Regions from separate parts of the Homo sapiens genome. Here region 2 is linked to region 1. A link is an interaction called in ENCODE POLR2A ChIA-PET data of the cell type or tissue named here. Cell type or tissue: endothelial cell of umbilical vein. All regions are shown on one strand. Each heading gives the region's core, and the rest is flanking DNA. Links, peaks and the distances in the headings are about the cores only.

Region 1 (11,206 bases), core at 474-2,973:
GGCTTGCCTGGTGGTTTGCACATTTCAGGGGGGTCAGGAGAGTTAAGGAGGTTGTGGGTGGGATTCCAAGGTGAGGCCCAACTGAATCGTGGGGTGAGCTTTATAGCCAGTAGAGGTGGAGGGACCCTGGCATGTGCCAAAGAAGAGGCCCTCTGGGTGATGAAGTGACCATCACATTTGGAAAGTGATCAACCACTGTTCCTTCTATGGGGCTCTTGCTCTAGTGTCTATGGTGAGAACACAGGCCCCGCCCCTTCCCTTGTAGAGCCATAGAAATATTCTGGCTTGGGGCAGCAGTCCCTTCTTCCCTTGATCATCTCGCCCTGTTCCTACACTTACGGGTGTATCTCCAAATCCTCTCCCAATTTTATTCCCTTATTCATTTCAAGAGCTCCAATGGGGTCTCCAGCTGAAAGCCCCTCCGGGAGGCAGGTTGGAAGGCAGGCACCACGGCAGGTTTTCCGCGATGATGTCACCTAGCAGGGCTTCAGGGGTTCCCACTAGGATGCAGAGATGACCTCTCGCTGCCTCACAAGCAGTGACACCTCGGGTCCTTTCCGTTGCTATGGTGAAAATTCCTGGATGGAATGGATCACATGAGGGTTTCTTGTTGCTTTTGGAGGGTGTGGGGGATATTTTGTTTTGGTTTTTCTGCAGGTTCCATGAAAACAGCCCTTTTCCAAGCCCATTGTTTCTGTCATGGTTTCCATCTGTCCTGAGCAAGTCATTCCTTTGTTATTTAGCATTTCGAACATCTCGGCCATTCAAAGCCCCCATGTTCTCTGCACTGTTTGGCCAGCATAACCTCTAGCATCGATTCAAAGCAGAGTTTTAACCTGACGGCATGGAATGTATAAATGAGGGTGGGTCCTTCTGCAGATACTCTAATCACTACATTGCTTTTTCTATAAAACTACCCATAAGCCTTTAACCTTTAAAGAAAAATGAAAAAGGTTAGTGTTTGGGGGCCGGGGGAGGACTGACCGCTTCATAAGCCAGTACGTCTGAGCTGAGTATGTTTCAATAAACCTTTTGATATTTCTCAAGGCCCTAGTCTCTGCTGTCTCCCCTCCCCACCCCATCCTTGCAAAGCACTGGGGAAAGTAAGGCCAATCTGGCCCTCCCTGTGTGACCCGCCTTCGAGTTTTCCTTAACAGTTAGTACATTTCCTTGTGTTACCACGCATGGGGAAGAAAACGCATGGCCCCAGAATGCCACCCCCACCTGACCTCCCCGGAAGCACCCCGCCTCTGCCCAGAGCATGTGCTTGCTTCTAGAGAATCCCGTTCCAGTCATTGCGTGGACAGAAAACGTAAGAGTCCTGGGGAGGGGTGGGAGGGAATGAAGCTAGGACCTGGGGTGGGGGTGGGGGCGGTTGCATGCGGACCCGGTATTCTGAAAAGAAAGAAATCTTCAAACACCTCGGTCCTGTCCGGTGAAAAAACGACAGCATTACACATTCTCGTGCCAGGAAATGGTTACTCACCCCCGCTCTCTGGAGTCCTTTGGAGCTTTCTGATACCATTCACACGATGGAGCAATTCACACGTTCGTTTTCTAAGTTCTTTATTGTCCAAGCATATAAGGTGAGCACAGCACAAATGGCTGCCATGGAAAGTCGTGCTTCCCCAGCATAAGAACAGAGCCATCTTTGAGCCATGGGAAGCCTCATTTAATGAGACCTTTTTCCCCCCTTTTAAATCTGATATGTTATCGCACTTAGGGTTTTGTTTTATTTTGGCTTTTAAGGTTGAGAGTGGGCTGAACGCCTTCATAATGGGGGCGGAGGCGGGAGTGAGAGGAGAAGGGAGAGAGCTGTTCTTTTTCTAATGACTACACCTGAAAAGTATCAAGAGACATCTTTGCCAAGAGACTGTAGCAGCCAGCTGCCCCCCGTGGAGCAAGGTTTAAAGACAAAATTAAATGGCACCTCTGTTTAAGATCTGCGTGTGTAAACAAGACTCGTTTGGGGAAAACGACCCGGGAGGAGAGCATCTGTGATCAAAATCTCTCATTGTAAGCACAAATTGTTCCGTGTCTGGTTATTAAAATCGCTTTGGGTCTATAACAGCCACTCTTGTCCCCCCTTTTAATAGAAAATTGTCATTCTAGCCTGGATTTCTCCCCACTGGAGGTGGAGGGTGGGAAGAGAAGGGAGTCAGCTCTGACAGCTTACAAACTGGGAAGTTCTGTGCATCTCCAGGGATTCCAGAGTTGAAGATCTGGTTGTTGGAAGCTGGGCGCCCAGTGCTTTTTTTTTTTTTTTTTTTTAGCCCAGATGCCGTCAGGACCCACTGAACAAGGGTGAACTCGGGTGGTGGTCTCGGTTGGCCAAGGCTGAGTTGAACGCCTCAGGCCAAACCCCAAGTTGAAAGGGAGCATTGTGGCTTTTATAATCCAATGATGCAATGATGATACCAGCTTACAGGAGTTCTCAGCAGGTGCTTTTTATTAACTGATGAAGAGCTAAGGCTCACTTTTGATAGATAATATATATTTATTAAATGCATTAATGTGTGTTTTATAATGTACCTTTATCTTCCCCCGGCTGACTGTTGCATACTTATAAAAAAGAAGTTAAAGAAATTTCAAGACAATCAATATGTACCATAAACGACTATATAAATATTACAAATTTAAAAGGCTGTAAACCATGGGCAGATAGGTTTTATTTTCAAAATGCTGTTCTTAACACAAAAATAAAGGCTTTACTATTTACTTAAGACGTGTGGTAGCTTGTCAAAACAACCCAGTGCAACTAACTACTAGGCTTTCGGATCTGCCTTGAGGGTCGGTCTGTGGCATTTTAAATGGGAGAATCTTGGTTAACAGCAAACCACAGAACATATTAAGGTAATAAGTTTACCCATAAAAGCAGGAACTTTCTATATAATACTTTGGGACTTAGACAACAAAAATCCTTTGTTACATCTGTCTGGGTTTAAGTGTCTCATCTTGTTGGGTTTGCAGTAAAAGTTAAGGAGTGGTCTCCTTTGGAAATGATCATTAAGTATAAGGTCTTTTTTATAAAGAGAGTAGTCAGTCACTAGGTAAACTTAAAACCAAATTCAGAGGTTGGGGACTTAAATTAGAATATGGATCTTTGCAAAGGCGGCCACAAGTGGGAAAACTGGTAATAAGAGCACTTCTGTATTCCTTGGGACTAGAGTTCATTGTACATTTTAACAGCAGCTGGTGTAGAAGAATACTCCTGAGGCACTGAAGAAGTAATCTGGATGAATGAATAAAATGTGGGGATAATGCAGAAAGTGAAGACTGGTCCTTTCTTTTCTAAACTATTTGCATTAAAGCTTGTTTGCAATGAATCCTATCTTGTACAGAAAAGATTCCATTTGCACATGTTCCAAGTCTTGTTAAAGAAATCACAAGAGAGAGAGCATCATTTGGACATTTTCCTTGCACAAGGTAACTTGTGCTCGAATGGGCAAAGATACGTCTTAGCTATGGTTAAGATGATGGAATTTTCATCTTGGCTGCAGGTACTGCATCGTCCTCCATTTTGCATTTCACTGCAAAGAAAAGAAAGGGAAAGTCAGGATCAATTTACATACGTAGACAGGCTTGTCATTGGGAAACCGGAAACTCTGATGTGTGGACAAGGTCAGTTGCACCAAAACCCACTGTGCGCCTGCTATTCATGGTTCCGGCCCCATGGATCCACGGGGAAGAACACAGGCCCATTGTGCTCTAAGGACAGCACCTGAAAGTTCAAAACCACTTCCCGGACTGTTCATGGCCATTCTTAATTCAGTTCAGAAAGAGGTCAGAAGTGTGCTTTGCCGGTCAGGGTACTGAAGGAAGGCAATTTTACTAAAGACGATGACAGATTCCAGGCTCTCCGCTCAACCCCATCTGTCACCACACACCCTGTTCTCCAGCCACCCAAAATGGAAAACTCAGGGTATCACTGGGGGCAATGCAAAGGTCTGAAGAAAATCTTTTCTCTTATGTCATGGTCTGGACCAAGAACCTGATCTCGGTGATTTCCTGTGTCTGCCAAACAGGAAAGTTAGCTCCATACAGGGTATGGCTCTGTGTGTAAGGGGAATTAATCCCAACAGATAAAAGCCTCTCCCCAATTAAATATGGAAACCCAGTCCCTTGGTGGGTGCAGTAGGGATCCTTTTGGAAAGACCCTCTCTTTTAATATATCTTTGTCTGGAGTGTCCAAGTGCTGCTTGCCCATATGTGAATGTCTTGAAAGGTGGTTTGAGCCAGGCCACAGGTTCTGATGATTTGTGGAGAGCATTGTTCTGGTAAAAAGGGTGTTTGAGCTTGTTACTATGTAGGGCTGAGGTTTCAAGTGAACCTGCCCTCGTCCTGACCTCCCAGCAACTAAGGGCATGCACCAGCCAGATGCGGCAAAGAGGTGGGTATGTACACCATCCCATGAAATGCACTTTTTTGTTTTTTTGGGGACAGAGTCTCTCTTGTCCAGGCTGGAGTGCAGTGGCAAGATCTCGGCACACTGCAACCTCCGCCTCGCAGGTTCAAGCGATTCTCCTGCCTCAGCATCCCAAGTAGCTACAGGCGTGCACCACCACGCCCTGCTACTTTTTGTATTTTTAGTAGAGATGGGTTTCCCAATGTTGCCCAGGCTGGTCTCGAACTCCCAGCCTCAAGTGATCCACCCGCCTCAGCCTCCCAAAGTGCTGGGGTTACAGGTGTGAGCCACTGCGCCTGGCCCTGTGGTTATTTTCTGATGGAGGTGGGATGAGGGCCTTCAGCAACACAGACCAGCCCTGCAGTCTTCAAACTGAGGGCAAGGGTTCTTGGTCATGGTTCATTCAAAGGAAATCAATTTCCAGATCATCAGCTTCCCACCCTCCTGTCATTCCTGGCCCAGTGTGTAAAGACTCCCCAGGTGCCAAACAAGAAGGCAGTTCAAAATGAGGGCCCTCAGAGTCTCCTTATTTTCTATGTTTGACAACTATCAAATTGTATCATGTATTTATTTGGTTTTGCGTACTACTAATCATTGTATTAGCAACACAAATCAGAAAAAAATATTTTTAATACTTGGAGCCTGTGGTCACAGGACATTTTAAAACATTTTTTCAAGGTATATACCTTTTTTATTCCATTTATATGGAAGCTCTATGGGCAACCACAGTGAAAACCCTATGTGCTTCTAGACCCTACTAACGATGACATTGACTCTTCATAGTCAAGGATGCGCCACACCTCCCTAAAGACTGTCCCACTAGCTGTGATTAACAGCTCCCCAGGGATTGGGGGAGAGTCCCGAGTTGTATCATTTGCCATTTCCATAGCCTATTGGAAGCCAGCAGCCTGACAACGTAACAGAGTTGGGAAGAGGTGCGCACAGTCAGATGGAGCGGGGCTGCCCTGGATCCCCCCAGGGAGGTACACAGGTCAACTAGTGCAGCCAGCATCAGGCATAACTTCAGACCTGCAGGCTGGCTCTCTAGGGACAAATTGGGGACATCTGCAATAGGGGGAAATTGTTAGAAATGCAAATTCAGGGCCCTTTTCCAGGCAGACAGAACCAGACACTGGGGGTGGAGCCCATCCATCTGCATTTTAACAAGGCCTCCAGGTGATTCTGATGGATCAGGCTGGGTCTCTAGGGACAAGTTGGGGACATTTGCAATAGGGGGAAATTGTTAGAAATGCAAATTCAGGGCCCTTTTCCAGGCAGAGAGAACCAGACACTGGGGGTGGAGCCCACCCATCTACAGTTTAACAAGGCCTCCAGGTGATTCTGATGGATGCTAGTTAAAGTTTGAGAACCACTGATTACTGGTTTTCTACCCTGGCTGCTTGTAAGAATCACATGGTCAGCTTCTGAAATTTATTGGTGCCTGGGTTTCACTCCAGCAATTCTGATGTAACTACCCTGGGGCCTGGGCATCAGTAGCTAGGTAAAGCTCCTGTGTGTTGCTAAGGTTCAGCCAGGGTTGAGACACAGATGGGGCTTAGAATCCCTTTAAAGAAACGTGACTGTAGGACCCTGAAGAGTCTAGAATTCCCCTCAACTTATTAACATCATGCTGGCTGCCTGTGAGTCTCACAGTTTAAGCTGCTAGAGAGAGAGTTGGCAGACAGGCTGGGCACAGTGGCTCACGCCTATAATCCCAGCACTCTGGGAGGCCGAGGCACGTGGGTCACTTGAGGTCAGGGGTTCGAGACCAGCCTGGCCAACATGGTGAAACCCTGTCTACTAAAATTACAAAAATTAGCTGGGCGTGGTGGCAGGCGCCTGTTAATCCCAGCTACTTGGGAGCCTGAGGCAGGAGAATCGCTTGAAGGGAGGCAGAGGGTGCAGTGAGCCAAGATCGTGTTACTGCACTCCAGCCTGGGTGGCAGAGCAAGACTGTCTCAAAAAAAGAAAAAGAGAGAGAGAGATAGCTGGCAGACAGACAGATGCTGGAGGCAATTAATAGCTGGAGGGAAGGACTGGCTTCTGGGAGAATTCCCCAGCCCTTGGGTTTTCTTTAGTTTTCTTCAACTGCCTGAAGGAAGAATTCACCTGCAAGCTGTTGTCCTGGTATTTTACCCAATTCCTGTCCATACCTTGACAACCTTGTTGCCTACTCCCTACGTGTTGACCTTGCTTGGGAAAAAGCCCCTTAGTATCTCTTTAGATCATCACTCAGAAATCTTGACAGAGGAGAGCAGAAAGGAATGAGCTAGGGACCTTGTTCATGGGGGAGGACCGAGAGGTGTTATCTCGAGTTGACGGGCTGGAAATCAAGGTGTGACGTGGAGCCTCCCAGTGGAATTACCTGGGGATTTCTGAACACCCTACACAATTAGGTCACCATCTCTGGAGGCACAACTACACTGGAAAACTGCTTGGCGTTACCAAATGGAACTGAGTCTGACAGTGAATACAAATGATTCCACTCCCGTATCCCACTGCAGAAACCCTTCCATACGTGTACTGGGAGGATGCTCGTGATAGCAAAACCTGGACACAACCCAAATGTCCATCAGCAGTTGACTGGATAAACCAATTGTGGTCTACTTGACCAGTGATTATACAACACTGAACATGAGTGAGCCGAAGCCACACGCATCAACTTGGATTAGCTCAAAAATGTTGAAGGAGGCCGCGTGCGGTGGCTCACGCCTGTAATCCCAGCACATTGGGAGGCTGAGGCGGGCAGATCACGAGATCAGGAGATCAAGACCATCCTGGCTAACACGGTGAAACCCCGTCTCTACTAAAAACACAAAAAATTAGCCGGGCATGGTGGCGGGCACCTGTAGTCCCAGCTACTCGGGAGGCTGAGGCAGGAGAATGGCGTGAACCCAGGAGGCGGAGCTTGCAGTAAGCCAAGATCGCGTCACTGCACTCCAGCCTGGGCGACAGGGCGAGACTCCATCTCAAAAAAAAAAAAAAAAAAAAAGTTGAAGGAAAGATGAGAGGCACGGAATAATACATATAGTGTGATTCTATTTATAGCAAATCTAAATGCTGAGAGATGCATACAAACGTGAAAAGAGCTCCAAAGAAAAGCAAGAGAACAGCTATCATGATAGTCAGAGAAGTGGCTTCATGGGGGAAGAGCTTTAAAACTGTTGACAGTGTTCTGTTTGTTTGTTTGTTTGTTTGTTTGTTAAATGTTGTAGAGAGGTCTCGCTTTGTTGCCCAGGCTGGAGTGCAGTGGTGCGATCATAGCTCCCTGCAGCCTCTGGAGGCTTGTGGAGGCTCAAGCGATCCTCCACAAATGTTTTTATTTATTGTTATATGTGTTTTATAGCCACTGTTGTACGCATATTTCACCCCCCAAAAGGTAAAAAGAAATAGGTATGTTCGTGTATTGCTTGAAATTACAAAGCCAACCAATAAAGGCATGGAAAAGAATGATTTAGCTGTTTTGAGGAGGGGAGGGATGGAATCTAAGCTAACCCTCACCTATCATGGCAGGAAATCAGTAGATCCTATTGAAAATCTTATTACCATAGAGACCTGTTCCAGATACAGAAGTAACACCCCGAGGAGCAGCTGAAGTTCAAAGTCATTGCCTCTGGGGATGCACTACTTTGCTAAAAATTAAGCAAGAGATAAAATCTCGACTTGGTGGTCTTCCTCCTCCTGGTCTTAGCAGAACACAGCCTTGCACAGGTAGGTACTTGATCAGCGGAGGGAGGAAAAGGGGAGGGAAGCAGGGGTGAGAGGCAGGAGAGAAGAAGTAAGCCAGGATGCTGTAGAATGCAGCTTCCACCTTAGCTCGGAGACATCATCGTGGTTGGCTTCCAACACCAACAGACAGATGCCTCGGCACCCCTATGCTGTCCTTGTCCCTCTCAGCAGGCTGGTGCCCAGCCAGTTCCGGAAGGGCTGGGAGAGTGGAAAATCCCAGAGAGAGATACGCCAGCCCTTCAGCTTCAATTAAAGGCAATGTGACAAGAAGGGCCTTGCATACTAATAAGACTCAGTACATCTTCTCCTCGTGGTCGCCCTTATCCTCTCCTGTTCCTGTGAGTGACAGGACTGAGAATTCAATTCACAGCCCAGAGAAAAACCTCCCAGCCAGCAGCACAGGACAGATAAAGAAAATGCCTAAAGCTCAAGACAGGAAATTTGGGGACCACAGGGTCATCCGGCCACTCATACAATGTTGTCCAGACAGGGCCTCAGCATGAAAGGATGACCTGGGGTGAAAATATAGATTCCTGGGCCCCACCCCAGACCTTTAGAAACAGAATCTCCAGGAGTGAGGCCTGGGAATCAGTATCCCCTCCCCCTCAGTGCTGTGGGTGGGTGTTTTGATCTGGCAAGTTTGGGAAAGAGAGCAGATTTGGGCAAGTTTGGGAAACAGTGCCTGTTTCCTGAGGGCCTCAGTCAACTGTGAGCCAGGGTTGAGAATGGCACCTGCCTCCTAAGGGCGCTGAGAGAAGCAAAAGAGGCAAGCTGTGCAAAATGCAAAGTGCTCAGCACTGGTTCTGACCCAGAGTTAGGCACTTGATAAATATCAGCTATTATTATTCGCGTTTTTATTGAGACCAGGTCTCGCTCTGTTACCCAGGCTGGAAAGCAGTGGTGCAAATCAGGGCTCACTGCAGTCTCAACCTCCTGGGCTCAAATGGTCCTTCCACTTCAGCCTCCTAAGTATTAATAGCTGGGACCACACACACGCACCACCATGCCTGGCTAATATATTTTTATTTTGGGTTGAGATAGGGTCTTGCTATGTTGCCCAGCCTAGTCTCTAACTCCTGGGCTCAAGCAGTCCTCCTGCCTCAGCCTCCCAAGATGATAGGGTCACAGGTGTGAGCCACAGCACCCAGCCAGCTATTATTTTGCTTAGGGCATATTCTTTGCCCTCAAAGAGGTCACAGTATAGAAGGTGAGGCAGAAAAAATCAACAGGAAATTGTACGAACCACGAGATGCTCACATACTGCGGGGAGAACTTGCTTCAATAGATGACCATCTGCCACGCAGCTATGGACCACAACCGTGCTGGGGCCTGGGGTTACAAGGAGGAGACTGGCTCACGCTCCCAAATCAGCAATATCTATGAGAAACCTTAAAATGTTCATCTTTTACTCAATTAGCTCCCGATTTCTAGGATTCCAGGTAAATAATAAAAGCAAACACTTCTATGGTACTTATGAAGCCCTTGACACATACGAAGTCATAGTGAGCTAAGTGCTATTATTTTCCCCAGTTTTACAGGTAGGGAGACTGAAGCAGAGACAGGTCATGCAACTTGCTCAAGGTTACGCTGTGAGCTGTCTGGCTGCTGCTGCTCTTAAAACTCTACAGGGTCAAGATCTCACAACTGCCTCCCACCAGGACAGCAAAAATGTCTGTGATTAAAGAAGCAACAATGATGTTACGCAGACAAAGGTGTTCACTTCCGCATCCTCTACCACATAAACAGTTTGAGAACAACCTAAATGCCCAAAAGTCAGGGAATGATTAAGTATCTGACAACCTATAACCTTGATGTGATGTAATATAATGAAGCCATAAAAACATGATGTTTTGGCAAAGTGTAAAAACAGGGAGAAATGTCAGTGGGAAAATACGGTGCAGCACATTTCCTATAAATTTCCATTATGCAAATTTGAAATTGTTCAATACCAAGTTAATCATGTCTCCAAGGAGTACAAGGATGGCACGAGGGCATGGAGGCTTCTGTCTGTTAGAGCTGGAAGCCTAACAGATATAAACTGGGCTCCTTCATTTAATCATCCCTGCCTTCCTTTCTTTTCTTTCATTCCTTCTTTTTCTTTTCTTTTTCTTTTTTTTTTTCAGAGACAGGGTGTCATTCTGTTGCCCAGGCTGAAGTACATGGTGCAATCACAGCTCACTGCAGTCTTGACTTCCTGGGCTCAAGTGATCCTCCTGCCTCAGCCTCCCAAGTGGCTGGGGCTACAGGTGTGCACCACCATGCCCGAATATTTTTTTTACTTTTTGTAGAGATGGGATCTCACTATGTTGTCCAGGCTGGTCTCGAACTGCTGGGCTTAAGTGATCCTACTGTCTTGGCCTCCCAAAGCGCTGAGATTACAGGTATGAGCCACCGCACCCAGCCCCTGCCTTTCTAAAGAAAAAAAAAAGTTTACTTTTTAAAATTTTTATTTTTTTAGAACAAGTGACTCCTATTCCACATTCATTCTTGGGTGAGATTTTCATAATACATCACTTAAGTGTAACTGCCCTGTAGAAAATTACATTCATTACGTCCAAAATTACATCTATTGCTCAACTAAGTTATAACCCAGCATCTCAAATACATAAAAAAAAAAAAAACCTGAACATAGATGTAATGATTGAAAGGAAACTGCTGAATTTTTGTTTTCCTGAATGTTCTACAGTATACCTGTATTGCTATACAACTGGGGGAAACTTTCTAAAAGAATCACCAGAAAATATACCAGACAAAAGAAAAAGACCCTCAGGGTAATCAACACCTAAACAGTATTGCTGCAATTAGAGCCCAAAGATGGGAGAAAGGCAGGAAGGATGAGAAATGGTGTCAAGTGGCCAATCAGAAGCTGCAGGGGAAACTCCCCGATCATCAGATCCAGGGTGGGGTGACAGTGACAAGAGATCCACCCACAAGTGGAGTGGCCTTAGTAGGGGTGACCATTCACAGAAATAATTATGAAATGTTTGCTAGGAAAAGTTTCTGATTAGCAAATTTCTAGGAAAATAACGTTTCCTCCTCAATGTGCTTGCTAATAAAAGGGTACACTTTGGC
Region 2 (11,206 bases), core at 4,286-6,785, 110 kb after region 1:
GTTAGAAACAGTTTCCTGATACCAACTATGGTCTACAATAGTCTTCACTGTAATGGAATTTGATAAGCAACCAAAAGCCGAAAGGGAAAATTTTACGTTACATGGAGTAAGATAGGAGAAGAGGCGGTCTTATGGCCTCTACCCAGAGTCCACATTTAATCCATATTTAAAGCTGACATAAAATTTATTTTCAGCCATCGTTTTACTCATGCACAAAACTGATTTCTTTCCAAATTAAGCAAAGTGCATTGTTCCAGTCTGACTCTGTTCAACAAACATTTACTTACTGTGTGCACGCCCTGTGTTAAACACAAGAGATAAAGAAAATGAGTAAGGCACGGCCCCAGTGTGGTTATTAAATGCCCCCAAACTGCCACCCTGCAGCTCCTGACCTGGGTAGTAAGTGACAGTAGGTGCAGATGGTTAACTCCGTCTCAGCTCCAGGTGTGAACCCTGATAAGGCAGGTGAGATAATCCCACCTCACCCCACCTAGACCTGAGCCAATCTGGTCCACATTTATCCTGGCCAAAGGGATGCACTGAATCAGGAATGGGCATGTGACCCACTTCAGAGTGATGAGATGTCAGGGGAGGTGTGCTGGAGCTTCTGGGAAGTTAATTTCCTTTGCTTTCCTGAAAGAGTTTGTTGTCCCCCTTCTGTTTGATGTAGTAGGTGGATACAAAGCCGAGGCAGTGGTCGCAGCTGTTTTGCCAATCCAAAGGAAGCCAGCCCGGGATAAAGCTGACTCTGCTAGAGGCCAAGCAGAGAGGCAGGAGAGAACCAAGTCCTCCTCAGTTATATCACAGAGTTCCTGAATCAAACCAACCCTGAAGCCTTCCCTCTCTACCTTGGGGCCTTCTAGTTTCCTGAGCCAATAAATCCTCTGTATTATTTAAGTCAGTTTCCTGCTAGTTGCAACATAATGCACCCTAACCAAGATACGTGCTCAGTATCCCTTCCATCTTATTTTGGTAACAGCACCCTGAGTTCCTTTCAGGAATCCATCTTTCCCCAGCAAAAACTATGGGCTTTGGATGCCTAACAGGCCACTAAATCACAATTCCCCTAGTTCCAAGGACCTATTCCAAAGCAGGTATGTTTATTTATTTATTTATTTTATTTTTAGAGACAAGGTCTTGCTCTGTCACCTAGGCTGGAGTGTAATGGCATGATCATAGTTCACTGCAGCCTTGAATTCCTAGGCTCAAGGGATCTTCCTGCCTCAGCTTCCTGAGTAGCTAGGACTACAGGCACATGCCACCTGTAATGCTCAGGTAATTTTCAAAAATTTTTTTTTTTTTTTGTAGAGATAGGGGTTTTGCTATGTTGCCCAGGCTGGTCTCCTGGGTTCAAGCAATTCTTCTGCCTTGGCATCTCGAAATGTCTGGGATTACAGGCATGAGACACTATGCCCAGCCCAAATTACTCAGACAATTGACCCGAGTTGGCTCAATTAGAGAGAAACTCTGGGAGAGACTCTCTCTCTCTCTCTCTCTCTGCTACACTTGAGCCTTATAGGACATAGGCTGGTGCCACAAAATGAGGGCTCATTTGAGGGTGGAGCCAACCCAGACGAAGCAGTCAAGAGAAGAAGAGAGAGAACAGTCATGGAGACATCATCTGGGTCACCAGATCAAGCTGTGCTGGAAGATCTCCCTGTGGGCCTCTTGTCTACATTTTTTAAAAGGTCCGGGCACGATGGCTCATACCTGTAATCGCAACACTTTGGGAGGCTGAGGCAAGTGGATCATTTGAGCTGAGAAATTCGAGACCAGCCTGGCCAACATGGCAAAGCCCCATCTCTACAAAAAATACAAAAACTAGCCAGGCATGGTGGCATGTATGCCTATAGTCCCAGCTACTCAGGAGGCTGAGGTGGGAGGATCGTTAGAGCTGGGGTAGATTGAGGCTGCAGTGAGCTATGATCTGACTCCAGCCTGGGCAGCAGAGTGAGACCCTATCTCAAAAAATAAATAAGTAATATATAAAGAAAGAAAGAAAACAATCCCTTTCTACTTAGGACAGTTTGAATGGGGTTTTCTGCCATGTTCAGGACCTGCCCTCAAAGAGTTAACTCCAGCAAATAAGGAAATCTTAGCTCTGCATACTTAATACTCCCCAGCTGAAACAAACTCATTTGAGTTTCCACTACTTTTTACTGCTAACAATATAAGCCTTTTATCAAAAAATGCTTACAGTAAAAATGATTAACTTTACTCTGAGTGTTCAAAATATTTTCAGAGATGCATCAGAAAGAATTTCCAAGTGAAGTTTGCAATGTAGCCACTGAGCCAGCTCTGTTTAATATAGCAGTTCAATTAAATTCTAATTAAATTCTGATCGCTCGTGTTCCAATTAAGCTAATCCAAAGGCAGGGCTGAATGTCATGGAATTCCTTAAGAATATCAACCTAACTGTAAGGTTTAATCTTCATAATGCTATTTACACATCTCAGACTTAATTTGTTCCAGTGGAATGCAATGCAGGTCACGGTAGAGCAGGAATGGTACTGTGGCCTTTTAACTAGACTTCAGTCTAAAAACACTGTTGAAGTTCTATTTTAACAATTGCACAGTTGATTTCCTGCCTTACAACCTTTTCCCCTTCCAACTCTTGTAGAGTGTGGCCAGCCCAGGGGCACTCAGGAAGGCAGCTATAACTATAATCGGAAGATCAGAAAGGTCAATGGCAATGCAGATTCAATAAGGAGAAGGCAAGTCTTTGTACAAACTCTACTCCCACAGATTTTGATCTCAGGATCAAAATTATTTGCACACCTAGCTTCAAAGCCATGCCTCCGAGAAACCAAGGGATCTGGAGCACTCCCTTCAAGGCCTGCTCTCTGCTTGGAGAAGGCATGCCAAGCTCTTTGTTAAAGGAAGCTACTGGCAGAGGCTTGATGACACACCTGTCCTGATCCATCTCGCTACTCCTGCCTAAAACAGAATTTATTCTTTCTCTCATTGCCTACCTGGACCCCAACTCTCTTTCCTCTGGCTTTGCACTTGCTCACATTTGCCTCCCTCCTTCAAACATAATTTTAAAATTTATTTTTATTTATTTATCTTTTTTAAAGATAGGGTCTCGCTCTGTCACCCAAGCTGGAGTGCAGTGGTGTGATCATAGCTCACTGCAGCCTCAAACTCTTGGGCTCAAGCAATCCTCTCACCTCAGCCTCCCGAGTGCTGGGACTATAGGCACATGGCACTGCCTGGCTAATTTCTATTTTTTGTAGAGATGGGGTTGCCCAGGCTGGTCTCCAATTCCTGGTCTCAAGTGACCCACCTACGCAGGCCTGCCAAAGTGCTGGGATAACGGGTGTGAACTACTGTGCTTGGCCAAGCACAATTCTTAATAACGATGGCTCCCATTACTGTGCCTGACACACCCCATCTCATTTATTCTTCCCCACAGCCCTGGTGAGGTGGGTACTATGATTATCACTTCCCCACTTAATAGATAAGAAAACTGAGGCTCACAGCATTTCAGGAGACTTCCTAGGGGCACAGAGCTAGCAGAGCTGAAGGAGAGATTCAAGCCCACCTAACTCCAGCAGCCCCACCCTCATCACCGTACCTGCCACAGCCCTCCACATTTCTGACACCACCCCTACCATTCAACTCCCCCTAAATGGCCAGTCCCAGTCCACCTCTTCCTCGCAGACTGTCCTCATTTTCAGACTTCCACTTTTTCCAATTTAATTTTGTTGTTATTCAATTGTTATCTTTCATTGTAGCTGTGCCAGGCACTTAACTGAATGCTTTAAATGCATTATCTTATTAAATTCTCGGCTGGGTGCGGTGGCTCACGTCTGTAATCCCGGCACTTTGGGAGGCCAAGTTGGATGGATCACTTGAGGTCAGGAGTTCGAGACCAGCCTGGCCAACATGGTGAAACCCCGTCTCTACTAAAAACACAAAAATTAGCCGGGCATGGTGGCACACACCTATAGCCCCAGCTACTGGGGAGGCTGAGATAGGAGAGTTGCTTGAATCCGGGAGTTGGAGGTTGCAGCGAACCGAGATCATGCCACTGCACTCCAGCCTGGGTGACAGAGCAAGACTCCATCTCAAAAAAAAACAAAAACAAACAAAACAAAAAAACACAAAATTCTCATTAACTTAGGCCAGGCGCAATGGTTCACTCCTGTAATCCCAGCACTTTGGGAGGCCAAGGTGGACAGATCACTTGAGATCAGGAGTTCAAGACTAGCCTGGCCAACATGGTGAAACCCCGTCTCTACTAAAAATATTAAAATCAGCCAGGCACGGTGGCACACGCCTGTAGTCCTAGCTACTTGGGAGGCTGAGGCAGGAGAATCCCTTGAACCAGGGAGGCAGAGGTTGCAGTAAGCCAGGATCACGCCACTGCACTCCAGCCTGGGCCACGGCGCGACACTCCATCTCAAAAGAAAAAAAAAATCATAAACTCCCTTATCTGAAGCAATTACTATTGTTATTTACATTTTACAGAGGAAGAGACTGAGGCTTAGAAATATTAAAATTACAAGGTCACAATACTAGCAAGGTCTGGGGTCACGCATCTACAAAGAGGTGGAATGAGGCCCTATTCTCAGGTGAAAATGGCTCCAAATTCTATTCTAAATCATTAAGCTTCCCTTACACTGTAGTGCCTCCCACACAACAATAACTACTTAATCATTCAGCTTCCTTTATACTAGACTGCCTCCCACATAACAGCTATGACTATAAAAATATGGATAGTTCCAGGACTTCAAAGCATGAATTGGCACACTTTTTCTTTTTCTTTTTTTTTTTTCCTTTTTGAAACAGAATTTCACCTGTTGCCCAGGCTGGAGTGCAGTGCTGCAATCATAGCTCACTGCAGCCTCGACCTCCCAAGCTCAATGGATTCTCCCACCTCAGCCTTCTGAGTACCTGGGACTACAGGCGCACACCATGGTGCCCAGCAAATTGTGTAAATTTAATTTTTGTAGAGACGGGGTTTCACCATGTTGCCCAAGGCTGGTCTTAAATTCCTGGGCTCAGGCGATGCTCTTGCCTCAGCCTCCTAAAGTCCTGAGGCTATATATGTGAGCCACCATGCCCAGTCAAACTTTTTCTTAAAGGGTCAGATAGTAAACATAGGCTCGTGTCACAAATATTCAACTCTGCCACTGTAGTGCAAAAGCTATTACAGATAATAGGTAGAGGAACGGGCATAGCTGTGTTCCAGTGAAATTTCATTTACAAAAACAGGTAGCTGACCTGTGTAGTTGGAAGGCGTTCAGCTTCGGAACGTTATGAATAACTGACAGATGATCTTTCCTATGGTATCATGGAAACATCCATAGTACTTGATTTCTGACACTGAAGTCTGATTTTAAGAAAGCTCTGTTTCGTCTCTCTTCTCTATTTCCTGGATAACCCTTTATGATTCTAAGGGGTTAACAGTTGAAACATCTTTTGGATCTGGGACTAGTTTATGACCTGGCTTTTCCTGTTCCTAAAATGTAGCAGGAGAAATGCAGTTCTCTAAACAACCAAGAGAGTCAATGATTTACTTTAAGATACATTCTTTCAAAAAAACCTCATTTTCATTCTTTAAAAAATGGCTTCCTTCTTTAGACATAAATTCTCAAGAGAAGGCTGAAATACTTGCAGGGCTGGTTTTTTGTTTTGTTTTGTTTTGTTTTTTTCCATTACAGGATGTGATTCTAGCAGTTGCTTAATTCTAGGAGGTGTCTTTATATTACATTCTCAGATTCTAAGCTCATCATTATTTCTAAGAGTTATGTTTTGATTTTTACTAATACCTATCATTTTAAAAGGTACTAGTATTTTCAGAATGACAAGGAGAGTCCATCCTTGGCCATCTATCTGTAATGTCCAGAATGCAGTAAGAGAATTACACCCTCCATTCACTCATGTAACAATTGGTCAACCAGAAGAGGCCATGGGGAATAGCACTCCTTTACAGGTTGGCTCTTTTCCAAGAGAAACGCTAATAGGATTAACAACATTTAATGTGTATTGAGTGCTGTCTATATGCCAGACACTCTTAAGTTTTGCTTAACTCATTTATCCTCACAACAAGAACATATTACTACGATGTACTACATACAATTCATATTTTACAGATCAGAAAATGGGGGCACAGAGATGCTAAATACCTTGCCCAAAGTCACTTACTAGTAAATGGAAGGATAAGAATTTAGCTGGGTTCGGTGTCTCATGCCTGTAATTCCAGCACTTTGGGAGGCAGAGGTGGGCGGATCACCTAAAGTCAGAAGTTTCAGACTGGCCTGGCCAACATGGTGAAACCCTGTCTCTATTGAAAACATAAAAATTAGCTGGGACTGGTGGCACACACCTGTAATCCCAGCTATTCGGGAGGCTGAGGCACCAGAATTGCTTGAACCTGGGAGGTGGAGGTTGCAGTGAGCCACGATAACACCACTGCACTCCAGCCTGGGCAACAGAGTAAGACACTGTCTCAAAAAAAAAAAAAAAAAAAAGAATTTGAGCCCAGATGGTTGAACTCCAGAACAAGCCCCTTCACACATTAGCTCATTTAATCTTTCCTGAAGTCACCAGGCTGGAGCTAACAGTCACAGCTGCCATCTGTGACCCGGTCCATATTATTTCTAACGCAGTGTATACGGTAAGTTGCAAAAAGGGCCACCATTCTCCACCCTTCCTGTATCTGCACTTTGCAGTGTGACTTTACAGCTCTTCCCATCAAGAATTGGAATCTATAAAAGGGAACAAACTCATGTATTTTGCAGCAACATGGATGGAACTGGGGGGCATTATCTTAAGTGAAACAAGCCAGACACAGAAAGTCAAATATCGCATGTTCTTACTCATAAGTGGGTGCTAAAACCTGTCTATACACAGATGGATAGAGTGGAATGACAGACAGTGAAGACTCGGAAGGGTGAAGGGGTGGGAGGAGGGTGATGATGACAAACTACTTATTGGGTACAATGTGTGTTATTTGGGTGATACCCTAAAGCTCTGACTTTGCCACTGTGCAATCTATGCATGTAATGAAATTGTATTTAAACCCCACACATTTACTTAAAAAAAAAAAAAAGGAATCTATTTCCTAACTCTTCGGATCTGGGCTGGCCTTGTGACTTGCTTTGGCCAATCTAACGTGTGAAAGTGACACTATGTCAGTTCCAAGCCTCAGGCTCAAGAGGCCTTGACGTGTCTAATTGAATTGAAGCAACCCTGCCTGGCTGCCCTATGAACAACCTAGGGTTAATCTGATAGAGGATGAGAGACCACATGGAACAGCTCATCCCAGCTGAGGCCATCCTAGACCAGCCAGCATCTAGCCTATCCAGTAGCTGCCAAAGACACATGAATGAACCCAGCCAAGGCCAGAAGAAACTCCCAGCTAAATCTAGCCCAAGTTGCTAACTTGCAAAAAAGTGAGCTAAATAAATGGTTATGATTTTTTGCTGGCAGAGATAGGGGTCTTGCTATGTTGCCCAAGCTGGTCTTGAACTCCTGAGCTCAATGATCCTTCTGCCTTGGCCTCTTAAATTGCTGGGATTACAGCCATGAGCCACGATGCCTGACCAATGCTTGTAATTTTAAGCCACTAACTTTTGAGGTAGTTTATTATATGGCAAAAAAGTTAACTGATAAAGTACATAATAATCGAAATGCAATTTATGGCCAAATGATAATGTTCCCCCTATCTGGCAGTTAGTCAAGACTGCTACCACAGCCATCTGGCATAAAGCCATGCCCCTCAAAGCCGGCGGACAAAGCTTCAGACCAGAGGAGGAAAATCCTGCCACAAAGCCACTGCCCTTCACTTTGTTAAAGAACCATTGGGTCACCCTCAGGTCAGAGCCTGCTGACTTTCTTTTTAAAGCCTTGTCCTTTGAGGATCACTTTGATTTTTAGAAACAAAAGCAACTCGTAGCCAAGTTTGGGAAATGAAGTGATCAATGCTCTTTTGTTAAAAATAAAAAAGAAACTTGACTATAAAGTTATAATAAGATTTTCTTGCATGGCTTACAAACTAGATCTGACGGCAATTCTAAGAGTCACAATGGGAAATGTTTTCAGCACCCACAGCCTTATCACCATGAGACACAGTAGGAATGAATGTCAGGTTGGGGATGGTTAATGGCAACAACTAAGACCTACTATTTGATAGCAAAACAGGGTAACTACAGTCAATAAAAACTTAAGTGTACATTTTAAAATAAGTAAAAAAGTCTATGTAATTGGATTGTTTGTAACACAGTTACTTAGGGGATGGAAACCCCATTCTCCATGATATTTCGCATTGCATGCCTGAAGCAAAACATCTCATGCACCCAATAAATATATATATCTACGACGTACCCACAAAAATTAAAAGAAAAAAAAAAAGAAATGAAGCTAGACTCTTTTTTTTTTTTTTTTTTTTGAGACATAGTCTCACTCTGTCCCCCAAGCTGGATCTCTGCTCACTGCAACCCTGCCTCCTGGGTTCAAGTGATTCTCATGCCTCAGCCTCCCGAGCAGCTGGGATTACAGGCACATGCCACCAGGCCTAGCTAATTCTTAGTATTTTTAGTAGAGAACTTGGTGGAAGTCATGTTCCAGGTCTTGGCTTTGCACTTTTGCTTTTACCCTCTTGGAAAGCTGCTGGAGACCACCACGCTGTAAAGGAGCTGGGCTGGCCCACTGGAGGATGAGAGGCCACATGAAGGAGAACCGAAGTGCCCCAGCTAGCAGGCAGCACCAGGGCCCCAGACACATGAGTGAGATAGAATTGGACCTTCCAACCCAGCCCAGTTACCAGCTGAACGCAGTCACATGAGTGACCCCAGGAGAGAGCACCAGAACTGCCCAGTCGGCCCAGAGTCATGAAAAATAATAAATCGTTATTTTAAGCCATGAAGTTTTCAGGTAGTTTACTGTACAACACAGCAATCAGGTAACTGATAAATAGGTTATATTATATCATCTAAGCATTTCATTTCAGGATAGCAAGAAGCACACTATACAATGCTATGACAAGGGAGCACTGGGCCCAGTAGGGTTGAGTCACGGCTCTAATTACTTCCAACTGCTTTTAAAATAAAACCCACTTTGTTTACTGGCCCATGTGATGTTACGGCCGCTGCGGGGCTGACCCTGTCAAACTCACCTCCTCTCTCTTTTGCTCACTCTGCCCCAAACATACTGGCCTCCTTTTTGTCCCTGGAATAGGTCACAGAATTTGGCAGTACTGGGTCATTAGTAAACTTGAGTTGTACCAGACATAGTGAGCATTTAAATGCCAGAGTGCCACATTAAAGAAAGAATGAATGGTAAAAAGATGTAGGTGAGGTGATTCACTGAGTGTGTCAGTGAAAAGGAAAGAGAGAAAGAAAATAACCTAGACGATGCAGCAGGGTCAAATATGAGGACTTGAAAATGTTACTTATCATTAACTTTTATTTTTCCTGATTACAAAGGTAACTCGTGCTTCTTTTGAAATTTTTTAATATACCCAAAATATTGGAATATTAAATATAGGAGAGCAAAGGGTCAAAACTTTCATCTCTTTCCCATCTTCCATGTGATTCTTCACTTATTGGCCAACGAATTTAGATACTATTATCTGCATTCTGTTACCTTTGGCTTGTTGTATACATGGCTGCATAAATCGCTATACACACAGGAAATGTCTGTACAGTATCTATTGTTGGCCACAGATGTACTTCCACCAGCTATTTGTACAAAGCAATCATTTTCCGTTATTTACCTTTCACAGAGTATATTTGTTTAACACAATATAAAATACTGCTAGCACCCAGCTAATTTCACAGCAAAACTAGAAGGCCATTGGCTTTATTTGTAGATTGTCACTCTAATGCCATACAGATGCCACTTAAAAAATCTCAATTACTTTTTTTACATGATTGAAAATGACCCTTTGAGAAAGGGTTAAATAAATCTATTTCACTTGTTAAATTCGTATCATGAAATGTGGAGGTCTTGATCTAACTCTCAGGCTGAGATAATTCATGGAAATCATGTGCTTAAGGTTTATTCTCCCAATTGTAATCTCCACCAAAAATTAAGGATTAGGGAAATACCTGCCTATTAAATATGCTGAATTTTACATTGAGCATTTAAAATAGAGTTAAATATCTAAGATGGGCCAGGTGCACTGGCTTATCCCTGTAATCCCAGGACTTTGGGAAACCAAGGCAGGAGGACCACTTGAGCTCAGGAGTTTGAGACCAGCCTGGGCAACACAGTGAGACCCCATCTCTAAAAATAAAAATGAAAATAATTTTTAAAATGAAAAAATATACTATTTGTGTGCTTAGAGAAAAGAAGAAAAAATAATCTAAGCAGGAACAACTGTTTGTTTAGAAACTATATTAAATTCATAGTATTTAAAATGATATATATAAAAGAATCACAAGATGAGTGACTCAAAATCAAAATAATCAAGCTTGCATAGCTTTTGGGGAACAGGCCTGGGTTGAAAGGGTCTGCCTGATTCCAGAGGCTGGAATCATGGAATTGCTGAACCATGTACCACACAATGCCTGAATTCATGTGTGCAGACACACCTACACCTATACACACACCCACACACACCACACACCACACAATAGATGTGTGTGTAATTGGCCAAATGCTCTATGGCATAGTAATTAGGTGCCAGCTCTTGCTGTTTCTCTGTCTGCTCTGTTCCCCCTGGTCTTCCTTGGAGTTTCATGGTACTGGCAGGACAACCTAAATAAAAGGCTTGCTAACTTCTCACTCCTTTTCTCCACAGCCTCCAGACCCATCTTTCATGTCAGAATCTGACCTCTGCTTTCAGCAAGCTGTGTGACTGACCATCAGAGTGGAGCAGTGGTCAAACTCTTAGACTCTGGAACAATTCTTGGTTTGAGTCTTGGCTCTGCCACTTTCTAGCTGTGAACTTAAGCTTCTTGGTTAGCCCTGGTGCTGTACAGCCCTGATCCATAAGATGATGATAATAGCATCCACCTCCAAAGATTGTTGGGAGGATTAAATGAGTGACTGCAGGTAAAGTGCTTAGAATGACATCTGGCACAAAGCAAGGCTCAAAAAGTGCTGACAACTACTATTCTTGAATCCTAGCCTCTTGCTCTACTCTCTGGCTCTCCATTGTCTGTGAATGAGGCTCCTTCAATTTGAGGGGATTTGCTCCTTGCCCAGCTCCAGCTCCAGGGAGCCTAGCAGACTTAGGCGGTCTCCCCATTGT

What was found. ChIA-PET counts read pairs that join two places held together with the same protein. Peaks named below come from ENCODE experiments on the same cell type or tissue, not always from the same donor. Only the 100,000 strongest peaks of a DNase experiment are listed, where the experiment ranks them.
Region 2: POLR2A ChIA-PET joins it to region 1 with 5 read pairs; 3 of 35 experiments call an interaction of 5 or more read pairs at or near these places.

Annotation. Positions count from the first base shown.
Region 1 is chr16:19,848,811-19,860,016 of GRCh38, reverse strand. It overlaps IQCK (IQ motif containing K), which reads right to left. Exons shown (of 9, transcript NM_153208.3): 9 at 1,550-3,530. The coding sequence ends at 3,469. GPRC5B (G protein-coupled receptor class C group 5 member B) reads left to right here. Exons shown (of 4, transcript NM_016235.3): 4 at 1-3,326. Among named protein-coding and RNA genes, the nearest start is that of GPRC5B, 30 kb to the left of the region's middle. RefSeq lists enhancers at 632-1,831, 4,982-5,901, 5,902-6,820. In endothelial cell of umbilical vein, for the core only: no CTCF peak of the experiment used is centred there; a DNase peak (open chromatin) is centred at 1,496.
Region 2 is chr16:19,743,346-19,754,551 of GRCh38, reverse strand. The region is part of intron 4 of IQCK (IQ motif containing K); the gene reads right to left. Among named protein-coding and RNA genes, the nearest start is that of IQCK-AS1, 17 kb to the left of the region's middle. In endothelial cell of umbilical vein, for the core only: no CTCF peak of the experiment used is centred there; no DNase peak of the experiment used is centred there.